3 separate regions of the Homo sapiens genome follow, and regions 1 and 2 are each linked to region 3. The links are chromatin contacts, found by Hi-C or POLR2A ChIA-PET in ENCODE. All regions are on one chromosome and are shown on one strand. Each heading gives the region's core, a stretch centred on a gene start or an enhancer-like site at or near the end of the contact. The rest is flanking DNA. Distances are from core to core; before and after follow the strand shown. Region 1 overlaps SPATA21 (spermatogenesis associated 21). Region 2 overlaps ARHGEF19 (Rho guanine nucleotide exchange factor 19). Region 3 overlaps FBXO42 (F-box protein 42).

The links. A loop is a pair of places that touch in the nucleus more often than their neighbours do. ChIA-PET counts read pairs that join two places held with the same protein, here RNA polymerase II (POLR2A). Pooled maps may share reads with other maps.
Region 1: a loop to region 3 is called in a pooled map, with 2.0 times the contacts of the local background. The contact joins two enhancer-like sites. A Hi-C loop is called at or near these places in 1 of 50 pooled maps. POLR2A ChIA-PET finds 5 or more read pairs at or near these places in 4 of 52 experiments (A673, H1, activated CD4-positive, alpha-beta T cell and 1 more).
Region 2: a pooled map shows a loop between it and region 3 (2.0-fold over the local background). The contact joins two enhancer-like sites. A Hi-C loop is called at or near these places in 1 of 50 pooled maps. POLR2A ChIA-PET finds 5 or more read pairs at or near these places in 6 of 52 experiments (WTC11, activated T-cell, activated naive CD4-positive, alpha-beta T cell and 1 more).

What each region holds. Positions count from the first base shown.
Region 1 is chr1:16,418,958-16,422,400 of GRCh38, forward strand. It overlaps SPATA21 (spermatogenesis associated 21), which reads right to left. Exons shown (of 13, transcript NM_198546.1): 4 at 2,954-3,014; 5 at 2,552-2,600. Among named protein-coding and RNA genes, the nearest start is that of SPATA21, 17 kb to the right of the region's middle. Within about 2 kb of position 1,919, at least 5 of the 41 ENCODE cell types and tissues checked have a DNase peak (open chromatin) inside an H3K27ac peak, as active enhancers do.
Region 2 is chr1:16,204,600-16,208,051 of GRCh38, forward strand. It overlaps ARHGEF19 (Rho guanine nucleotide exchange factor 19), which reads right to left. Exons shown (of 16, transcript NM_153213.5): 3 at 3,345-3,452; 4 at 3,076-3,178; 5 at 2,923-2,999; 6 at 2,349-2,611; 7 at 1,581-1,741; 8 at 1,332-1,484; 9 at 939-1,068; 10 at 752-826; 11 at 488-577; 12 at 160-320. Among named protein-coding and RNA genes, the nearest start is that of ARHGEF19, 6.3 kb to the right of the region's middle. RefSeq lists silencers at 1,927-1,996, 2,197-2,646 and an enhancer at 2,693-3,452. Within about 2 kb of position 2,057, at least 39 of the 41 ENCODE cell types and tissues checked have a DNase peak (open chromatin) inside an H3K27ac peak, as active enhancers do.
Region 3 is chr1:16,319,527-16,323,367 of GRCh38, forward strand. All of the region lies in intron 1 of FBXO42 (F-box protein 42), which reads right to left. Among named protein-coding and RNA genes, the nearest start is that of FBXO42, 31 kb to the right of the region's middle. Within about 2 kb of position 1,690, at least 2 of the 41 ENCODE cell types and tissues checked have a DNase peak (open chromatin) inside an H3K27ac peak, as active enhancers do.

The sequences.
Region 1 (3,443 bases), core at 669-3,168, 100 kb after region 3:
TTGAGGCACAAAGCATAGAGGAGTAAGTCAACTAGCAAGGCTGCCCTCAGGGAGCTTGCGTTCTAGATAATGAATAGGTTGACAACTTAAAGATAATGTCGGAGGGAGAAAGTACTACAAAGACAATAAAACAGGACAATGTGATAGGCTGAGTGTGGCTGACAGGCTCCTTGAGATGGCTGGCCAGGGAAGGCCTTGTGGAAAAACTGATGTCGAAATTGAAAGTGAATGACTCAAGAGAGCCGTAAGACTGTCTATGAAGAGGAGTTCAGGCACAGGAACATTCAAAGGCCCTGGGGTGAGACTAGGCTTAGCATATCCAAGGGCTGGAGGTTAGACCAGAGTGGCTAGACATAGGGCTTTATGGCTCTTGGTGAAGATTTTGGATCTTATTCTAAGAAGATGAGGCTTGGACTAGGGTAATGAAAGAGGGAGTGGAAGGAAGGGACGGATTCAGGATTTATTTTGTAGGTAGCACTAAACAGGGCTTGTTGACACGTGAAAGGATTATAGAGGGAAAAGGAGGAATCAGAGGTGATTTTGAGCTGGGTTGCATGAGCCCCTTGGGTGAGAAAGGCAGTGTCATTTGCTGGGCTGAAGAAGACTGCTGTGGTCATGTTTGAGAAGTGAATTAGCCAGCCAGAGGGAATTCAAGTAGGCCATTGGATATATGAACATGGAATTTAAAGGCAAGGTCTATGGCTGGGCATGGTGGCTCACGCCTGTGATCCCAGCAGTTTGGGAGGCTGAGGCGGGCGGATCACCGGAGGTAAGGAGTTCGAGAGCAGCCTGACCAATATGGTGAAACCCCATCTTTACTAAAAATACAAAAATTAACCGGGTGAGGTGGTGCTTGCCTGTAATCCCACCTACTCGGGAGGCTGAGGCAAGAGAATTGCTTGAACCTCAGAGACAGAGGTTGCAGTGAGCTGAGATTGCGCCACTGCACTTCAGCCTGGGCAACAGAGACTCTGTCAATTCAAAAAAAGAAAAAGGCAAAGTCTCGCCTGAAGATATGGATTTGGGAATCATCAGAGGGACTGAATGAGATCATCCAGGGAGAGAATGGAGATGGGAGACCAGAGGGTGGAGCCCCGAGGGTGGAGAAGATGAGGAGGAACTAGGGAGGGAGACTGGGAAGGAGTTGCTAGTGACATGGGAGGAGAACCAAGGTAGGGCTGTCATGGAGCCTGGAGAAGGCAGCATTGAGGAGAGAGGGAGCCACTGTGTCTTCTGCTGTTGCGAGGTGGGCTCTGTAAGGACAGAGCTCTTCCATTTGATAAGCCAGATGGAGATTATGGAGACCCCGATAAAAGCTCTCATATGGGGATGTGTTGAGAAAAGACAAGCGGAGGAGGTGAGGGGGACAATTATTGAGGGATGGGGCTGCAAAGGGGAGCAAGGAAAGACGGCTTTTGACGCCAGGTATGTTTGTACACGCCTGTAGTCCCAGCTACTCAGGAGGCTGAGACTAGCTTGAACCCGGGAGGTGGAGGTTGCAGTGAGCCGTGATCACACCACTGCACTCCAGCCTGGGCAACAGAGACTCTGTCTCAAAAAAAAGGAAAGAAAGAAAGAAAGGCAGCTTTTGATATTGTGGAGGCTGAGCCATGTTTGTATGCTGATGGAATCGTCCTGTAGTAACGCAGAGAGGGATCATGTGGTGGGGGGAGGGGACGAGAGCTAATGAATAAATGGGGAGACAGCCATGGGAGCAGGGGCCCATCTTCACAGCTCCCATTGCAGCCAAATCAAGGCAGGGAGGGTGGTGGGTTTGGGGATGCTTCTTCTCATCTGATGCTTCTGTTTGTCAGTGACACATGAGTGAGATGAGGGGCGTGGGGGATGCTGTTGTGAAATGATGACCTGGAGCGGAGGGAGGGCGGTGTGGCCAAGGAAAAGTGAGACTTGCAGGCAGCATCTGACATGAGTGGTTAATGCTTGAAAGTGAAACCCATCAATAAGACAGGATGTTCTCCAACCGCATTAAGCTGCTCAACATGGGTACAAGGCTGAGTGAGTTTAGCCAGGGTGGGGTTTTGCCAATGAACAGAACAGGATGAGACAGGGCAGATGCTGGCAGGGCATGCATGCTAGTGACTGTGTATTTGCAGGTTGCCTGGTCAGGTCAAAGAACTAGGAAGTGGCAGAGCTTGGGGAGGGAAGGATGGCTGGGAGGGGTCGGGGAAGCCTCCCAGGTGTTCAGGGATGCTTTGGATTGTGTGGCTGTGGCCGAGGGCAAATGGGTGGAAGAAATCCATGCTGATGTGGAACAAGCCACCACCTGGGATGAACCCAAGGGCTCCAGAGTGTAAGAGCATTCTTGATGCCCACCCAGAATACACACACATGCATACACACAGGCACAGGCACACACACACACGTGTGCACATCCATGTGCACTTTAACACACAGCCACACACACCTTCCTTGGTTTGACTCCAAATAGGGGTTTGACGTGCCACATCCGCTTCTGCCCTCTTCCTCCTCCTGATCCCCCCTGCCTTTCTCCTACACAGCTCGTCCCCGTTCCCCCTATGGCCCTACTTACTGGTGGAGGAAGAGGCCCCGGTGCTGGGTGGGTCTCCACAGCCTCACCCCTGAATAGAAGAGAAACCCCCAGGTGGGGGAAGCGCTCAGCTGAAGGTTTGCCCCCCTGCCCTCCCCTCTCAGCCCCCAGGACACTCAGTTCCACCCCAGCCTCATCCCCTTGGCCTTCTCATCTCAGGGGGCTCCTTATGTCCCCACATCCTCATATATACAGGCTCACGGAACCAAGAATTCTGGTATTCCAGCCATTACACAGATGGGGAAATTGAGACCCAGCGGAGCATGACTTGCCCAAGGTCCTCTACCAGGTCAGGAGCAGTCTGGACTAGAATTCACCCCACCTGAAACTCAGCAGAAGAGCATCCTTGTTGGGGGCAGGGGATGGCACTGGATGATGACTTACCCTCCTTTTGCTTTTTTAGGTCCAGGCGTGGATGGCAGGAAGGGGTTGACTGTCTTTTCCTCTGGAGCCACGACGGACATTGGGGGCATTGCTTCCTGAGAGCTGTCCCCATGTCCCCCTGGGCTGGGCTCTGGCGGAGCCTCCTGTGGCCTGATGTGTGGGACACCTGCCTCCTTGGGGTGCTTGCCTCCCAGTGGCTGGCCATGGCTGGCCAAGCGGCAGCAAGGCTCTGCTGGCTGCACCATGTCTGCCTGGTGACTGGGGGTGGATTGATATCCGGAGCCCTGTCAAGGACAAGGACACCACGGCTGGGGAGCTCCATCCTCGTTCCCAGGTGAACCTCAATGCTCCAGGCGAACTGGAGACCAGTTATTACACACTTACTAGGGTCCCAGCACTTCAGGCATCATCTTACTTAATTCTCCTAGTGCCCCTAGAAGGTAGCACAGGTACTCCCACATTTTGAAGGGTGAGGAAATTGAAGCCCAGA
Region 2 (3,452 bases), core at 807-3,306, 110 kb before region 3:
TTGCTTCAGGAGCCTCCAAATCTCAGGGTGCCCTGGCAGCATACCCTGGCACAGGCAGGGACTCCCAGGCCCAGGGATGGACTGGTCATAAGCCCAGTGGTGGGGAGGAAGAGAGCCTGGCTCCACTTTACCTACCCACCCCTGACTGCCCCGACTCACTCCTTCCGCCGAGAGAGCAGCAAGCAGTCATTGAAGAGGTGGAGGTAGACTGCCTTGCTGGACAGCTTCAGCTTGGCAGGGGGTGCTGCAGGCAGTGGTGCCAGCTCTACCAACTCTCCATGCCGAACCAGCCAGCGGGCCTGAGAGATCAGCGGGAAAATCTAGAGGGATGGAGAAGGATGGGTCAGGCCCAGGGGCACCAGGCAGAGAGCACAAGATGGTAGATGGGAGGGTGTGGGCAGCGATTAACTGGCCTGAAGCCCCCAGGGCAAGGAAGAAACAAGAGCTGCCCCTTGGGGTCCCCATCCCGCTGGCTGCAGACACACACCTTGCCCTCAAAGTGGATCTTCTTGCTCAGGTGGATGAGTTCCTCTGTCCTCTTCATGGACTGTACACTAGCATTGCACTCCTGCACCAGCTGGGGGAGCCGTGGGGAGGTCACCTGCAGCCCCTCAGCTCCGGCTCCCAGAGCCCAGCCTCAGACTCTTGCCTGGGGACCGGAGACTCTGACAGCTGGGGGCTGTTTTAGAGACGTGCTGGGGGTCCAGGGGGGGCCTCAGGAGCCAAGCAGCCCCTGCCCTGCCCAGCTCACCTCCTTGAGCGCATTGAAGGCCTTGGTGGCCATGTCTTCGTCTTCAGAGCCCTGTGCTGTCCGCTTCAGGATGTTCTGGAAGGTGGGATCAGCACAATGAGGCAGTCCTCATACTCCCGAGACCCGGCCCGCCCACAGGTGTATCTCCCTCGCCCAGCCCTCACTGTGGCCTGTCCCCTCGAGGTACCTCCACCAACATCTTGAGGCGGGTGATCCTCTGGAAGGGCAGGATAAGGAAGGAGGTAAGGGGCAGACGCTGGCACACAGGAGACTCCTCCAGGCGAGCCAGGATGCCAGGGAACCTGGGGTTCTCCAGGCTGGAAAATGGGGAGGACTCTGGAATCACAGGTAGGCCTGAATTCCTGGGATCCACAACCCTGGCCATCCACGGGGTCCTCAGGGGGCTTCTCAGCACATCCTTACTGCCCTTTGGGGTTGCATCTCACCTTATCCTGGTCACAGAGACCTTTTCAGGGACCCCTCCCCTCCCAGAGTCACCTTACGTCACCCAGCCCTCAGTGCCTACACCTGCCTGAGACTCCCTCCACGCCCCCGCCCCTTTCAGAGCCCCCAGCCCTACAGCAGGCGCTGGTAGGTGCGCTCCTGGTAGGCCTGGTTGGTGACATAGGGCAGGTAGACTCTGCGGAAGGCCGGGCAGTGGTCCAGCACCACGTCGCACACGCTGAAGCGCAGCACATCTGCCTCCAGCCGCTGCTCCAGGTCCTGCAGGAACCTGAGGAGTCAGAGCCAGGATGGAGACCCCAGATCTGGGAGCTGGCCAACCACTGGCTCCGTCCCCACCCCGGGCCAGGCCAGACCACTTCTTCACCTCTCGCTGGTGCTCTTGACCTCGGGCAGTTTGGAAAACAGCCACTGCTTGTCCTGCGCCCCCAGACACTCGCTCAGCTCGGCAGAGCCTAAGAAGTGGCCCACAGCCACCGACAGGCTGTGGATGTAGGAGGCCTCGGAGGTGATCAGCTCAAACTTGGCCTGAGGGAGGGCACACACGGGGTCGAAAGGGCAGGACCAGTTCACCTCGGAGGCCCTGGCCTCACATCCCCAGACCCCAGGACGCCACACCTCGCGTCCTCGCCCCTTCTCTAGCCCCACTCCTAATCTGGCGCCGGGCGGGCCCGGCGACCCACGTCCCGCCGCGGGAAATTGTGCAAGCCTTTCCTGTCCTCGATCCCGCCCCTCTCCTAAGCCCCGCCCCGACGCGTTCTTCCCAGAGCCCCGCCCACCCCCCAGGTCCCGCCCCTGATCCTGGCCCCGCCTTGTTCCGCGCCCACCAGGCGTTTGCTCTTCCAATGGTTCCGCTCCTCATCCGGCCCTGTCCTATCCTAGGTTTCGTCCCGCTGGCTCCGCCCCCTACCCGCACCCAAGCCCGGCTCCCCTCGCCTCTCGCTCAGCGGCTTGCTGTCCTCGCTTCCAGACGGCCTCGTGTAGTCAGGTCCTAGAGCCAACCTTCCGCGCGGACAGTCGCGCCAGCAACCCCCTTTGTGTGTCCCCCTCCCTCTATGGCCCGGTTCCCGCTAAGTCCCCGGACCGCGTACTCCCCGGCCCGCCCCCGCCCCGCCGGGTCCCCGCGCGCGCCCACCTCCTGCAGCTTGCAGTCCCGCAGGCTCAGCGTGGCCAGGACGCCGCTGCCGCGTACGTCGGGGATATCCTGCCACAGCGAGAAGGTGGAGCCTCGCGCCGAGCGCTGCGCCCGGAAGGAGCTGCTGGGGGAGAGGTTGGCCCGCGGCGGCCCCGGCCCCTCCTCTGCGCCCTCGGCCTCGTCCCCCGGGCCCTCCTCCTCGCGCTGCTGCCGCCGCAGTTCGCGGGCGCTGGCCACGTCGCTGTATTCCTGATAGAGGACGGCTGGGGGAAAGACGGGCGGGGGAGAGCGTGGGGCGCCCGCCAGCCCCTGCCCGGCTTTTCCTCGGTTCCCTCAAGAGCCCGCGTCACTTAACCTTTGCCGCGGTTCGGATATCTGGACACAGTGAATTCATTCATTCATTCATTCATTCCATAAACAAATTGAGCACCTACTGAGTGCTAGATACCGACAGTTCCATTCTCCGTTTCTCACTCGATCCCTACCTCTCAACTCTCCAAACCCTCTTTTCCCCGTTTCCACACCGCAGCCCCTTCCTCCGTTACCTCCTCCCAGGGACCCCCCTCCCACGTACAGTTAAGGAGGAATCGAGACTGGCGCCGCTCGTTGGTGCTCCTGGACCCCAAAGGCGGCTCTTCCTGTGTGTCTAGCCTAGGAAAGAGAGAGCGTCACGGCCCTAGTTCGCCTGCACCCTGTCTCGGACCCAAGCCCAAACGGGAGGTGGTACCTGGGCTCGGACCAATCGCCCTCTCGTGAGTCACCAGGGGCTGGCCGCGACACCCGGTCCCCGCTCATCTCTACACTTCGAGCCTCCATTCCAGATGCTTTCCCTGGAGAGGGCGAGAACTGAGGGTGGGGGGTCCAGAGAGTGGGCCTGGGGCCTGGGCCCCGGCCCAGGCACCCTGACGGCCTCAGGCGGCCGGTGAGTGGGCATCGCCCACCCCCACCCCCACCCGGCATCTGGCTGCCCTCAGGGCCCATGGGAGGAGCTGGTACCTTCCCGGGCTGCTCCGGTGCCTGACCCAGAGATGAGTGCCCGGGCTGCTGAATTCCGCCCCAGGCGCAGAGAAGAGTGCAGCCGGGTCATCAGCTCCGATGCCGAGA
Region 3 (3,841 bases), core at 440-2,939:
GAAAGGCACTGACAGTGAGAAAGGAGCAATTCCCTTCATTCCCCAAAAGCAGAGAAGAGTATTATAATGGGTTTCCTGAAAACTGTATTAGAAAAAGGATCCTAGGCCAGGTGTGGTGGCTCACGCCTGTAATCCCAGCACTTTGGGAAGCTTAGGCAGGCGGATCACGAGCTCGGGAGTTCGAGACCAGCCTGGCCAATATGGTGAAACTCCGTCTCTACTAAAAATACAAAAATTAGCCGGGCATGGTGCCGTGCACCTGTAGTCCCAGCTACTCGGGAGGCTAAGGCAGGAGAATCACTTGAACCTGGGAGGCAGAGGTTGCAGTGAGCCGAGATTGCGCCACTGCCCTCTAGCCTGGGCAACAGAGTGAGACTCCATCTTAAAAAAAAAAAGAAAAAGAAAAAGAAAAAGGATCCTAGATAGTTATGCCTCTTTCCATGCTCACGTGGGTAAGGTGTTTTTCAACATGACTGACTCGCTAGAGGGAGGCCTTTCAAACAACAGAGACCTCCATTTCCAGCCCAAATTCCTATCCTAAAACGTACAGTCGCCGAGCATGGTGGCTCACGCGTGTAATCCCAGCACTCTGGAAGGCCAAGGCAGGCAGATCACCTGAGGTCAGGAGTTCAAGACCAGCCTGGCTAACATGGTGAAACCCCGTCTCTACTAAAAATACAAAAAACTAGCTGGGCGTGGTGGCACATGCCTGTAATCCCAGCTACTCGGGAGGCTGAGGCAGGAGAATCACTTGAACTGGAGAGGTGGAAGTTGCAGTAAGCCGAGATCATGCCACCGCACTCTAGCCTGGGCAACAAGAGCAAACTCCATGTCAAAAAAAAAAAAAAAAAAATCAAACCATGCCTTTTATTACTGGAAAAAATATCACTTCCCATAGTCCCTCTTACTTGTTCCCTTATATATTATCATTTCCTACTGGCTAACTTCACTGATTTATTAACTTTCATATATATTTTTTGTTTTATTATTTTTTTGAGATAGGGTCTCACTCTGTCACCCAGGCTGGAGTGAAGTGGCACGATCTGAGCTCACTGCAACCTCTGCCTCCCAGGTTCAAGTGATTCTCCCACCTCAGCCTCCCAAGTAGCTGGCGCACATCACTATGCCCAGCTAATTTTTTTTTTTTTTGAGATGGGAGTCTCGCTCTGTGCCCCAGACTGGAGTGCAGTGGCATGATCAAATTTTTGTATTTTTGGTAGAAACAGGGTTTCACCATGTTAGCCAGGCTGGTCTCAAACTCCCGACCTCAAGTAATCCACCGTGCCCAGCCTAACTTTCTTATATTTTTAACCTCCACTCAGCTCTAAATTCACCAAGGAAAAGAGCCCAAAGAAATGGATTCCTTGACTTTGGCTGCATGGTTGACATTTAAATTAAATAGTTGCTCCCTTGCACAACATTTTGACAGACTATAAGCCTAAGGTCTGTTGCAGAACAAAATGAATCAATGGAGGCTGCAAAAGTTTATTTACATTACTATTTTTCCCAATCAGAATAAATTTGATTCAATAAAACAACTCATTCTCTTTCCAAATTGTCTTAAAATACAATAGCAAGCCAACATAAAGAGACTCATACTGCTGTAATAGCCAATGTCAAGCAATTTCCACCATTCAACTGTTACACCCTCCACAAAAACATCAAACCCCATACCTTTGAGGGCATGTTTGCTAACTTGGCCCTAGCCACAGATGCCAAGGAGAACACACATGGGTGAGCTCAGATGCAATTCCTCTGTAATTACATGCCCAACACCAATTTGCATAGCCCTTCTTTTTCACTTCCATGATTAGGTAATAAAATCATCACTCATATTCCCCCAAGGATATAGAGGCATTTTGAAACTCTGAGTTTTTCTTGTTTTCATGCCAAAAGAAGCCCTACAAACTTTTCACACGTAAGCATACTAACTCAATGAATGTAATTTTCATGAAACTGTTTAAAAGAAGTCCTTCTCACCCTTCACATTTGTGTTACACCTTCTCAGCTTCCCCAACGTGACTGAATGAATGTACTGGAATCTGAACTCCCTGGAGGCAGGACCATTGGCCTAGGCATCTTTGTCTTCTTAGTACTAGGCATTCAAATGAGTGTAAGGTTTATTGACATGTCTACTCAGAACACCTTTGTGCTGAGCTCGCAAGGGTTTTTTTTTTTTTTTTAAAGATAGGGTTCTGCTCTGTCGCCCAGGCTAGAGTGCAGTGGCACAATTATAGTTCACTGCAGCCTTGAACTCCTAGGCTCAAGTGATCCTCCTGTCCCAATGTTCCAAAGTGCTGGGAATACAGGTATAAGTCACTGTGCCCAGTAGTTATTTTATAATAGAAATTACATCATTAGGCCAGGCGTGGTGGCTCACGCCTGTAATCCCAGCAATTTGGGAGTCCGAGGTGGGTGGATCACCTGAGGACGGGAGCTCAAGACCAGCCTAGCCAACATGGCGAAACCCTGTCTCTACTAAAAACACCAAAAATTAGTCAGGCGTGGTGGCAGGCGCCTGTAATCCCAGCTACCTGGGACATGTAAAAAAAATTACATCATTAGTATATCCAGAAAATGGTAGATCCTACCTTTATATGTTACTAGATGTTGTCAAAATATTTTATTGGTCAGAATTAATACAAATCTCTGGTTTATGGAATTTTGTACCTTTTAAGGTATATATACTGGCCTGAGAGTCTGCTGCCAGAGAGGAAACTATTTATTTGGCCCAGTAGTATCTTTTTCTTCCGAAAAACTACTATACTAGGCCAGGCGTGATGGCTCACACCTGTAATCCCAGCACTTTGGGAGGCTGAGGTGGGTGGATCATGAGGTCAGGAGTTCAAGACCAGCCTGACCAACATGGGGAAACCCCGTCTCTACTAAAAATACAAAAATTAGCTGGGCGTGCAGGCGCATGCCTGTAATCCCAGCTACTCAGGAGGCTGAGGCAGGAGAATTGCTTGAACCTGGGAGGCGGAGGTTGCAGTGAGCTGAGATCGCACCACTGTACTCCAGCCTGGGCAACAGAGCGAGACTCTGTCTCAAAATACAAAAAAAATTTTAAAAACTAAAAAAAAAACTATGCTACATATAACTAAACACAAATCAGTTTCTAAAGTCTGAATGCCTTACCCTTCTGAGGTATAAATTAAGGTTAAGATTTTGAGACTGGAAGATGTGGCCACTGTTTCTAGCTTTAATGCTGTGAAACCTAGCATAAGTCACACAGAGTAAGAAACAAAAACCTCCCTAAGTAATGAAAGTTCCCCACTTACTTCAGGAAGATTTTGTAAAGATAGTAGATATCAAGAAACTACTCTGAATTCATTGGAGAAAATCCGTAACCTAGAAAGAATCAACTCAAAAGAATTTCAACATGGGAATGAAACTGCTATGCATTTAAAAGCCATTGCCAGATTTGAGGGCAATATTTGATTAGTTTTTTGCCTTTGGTTTCTATTCAACTAGACATCTGACAATCCTCTTGTGGTAAACACATCTTTATTAAAGTTGGAATACACTTCATTTACCTAAAAGGAAGCTGAACATTTAAAATGCAATCAAACGTATTTGTCACAAATTCAAAAGGTTAAAAAATGTAATTGGCCAGGCACAGTGGCTCACGCCTGTAATCCCAGCACTTTGGGAGGCCAAGGCGGAGGAATCACAAGGTCAGGAGTTTGAGACCAGCCTGGCCAACATGGTGAAACCCCATCTCTACTAAAAATACAAAAAATTAGCTGGGCGTGGTGGTGGGCACCTGTAATCCCAGCTACTCGGGAGGCTGAGGCCAGAGAATCGCTTGAACCTGGGAGGCAGAGGTTGCAGTAAGCCA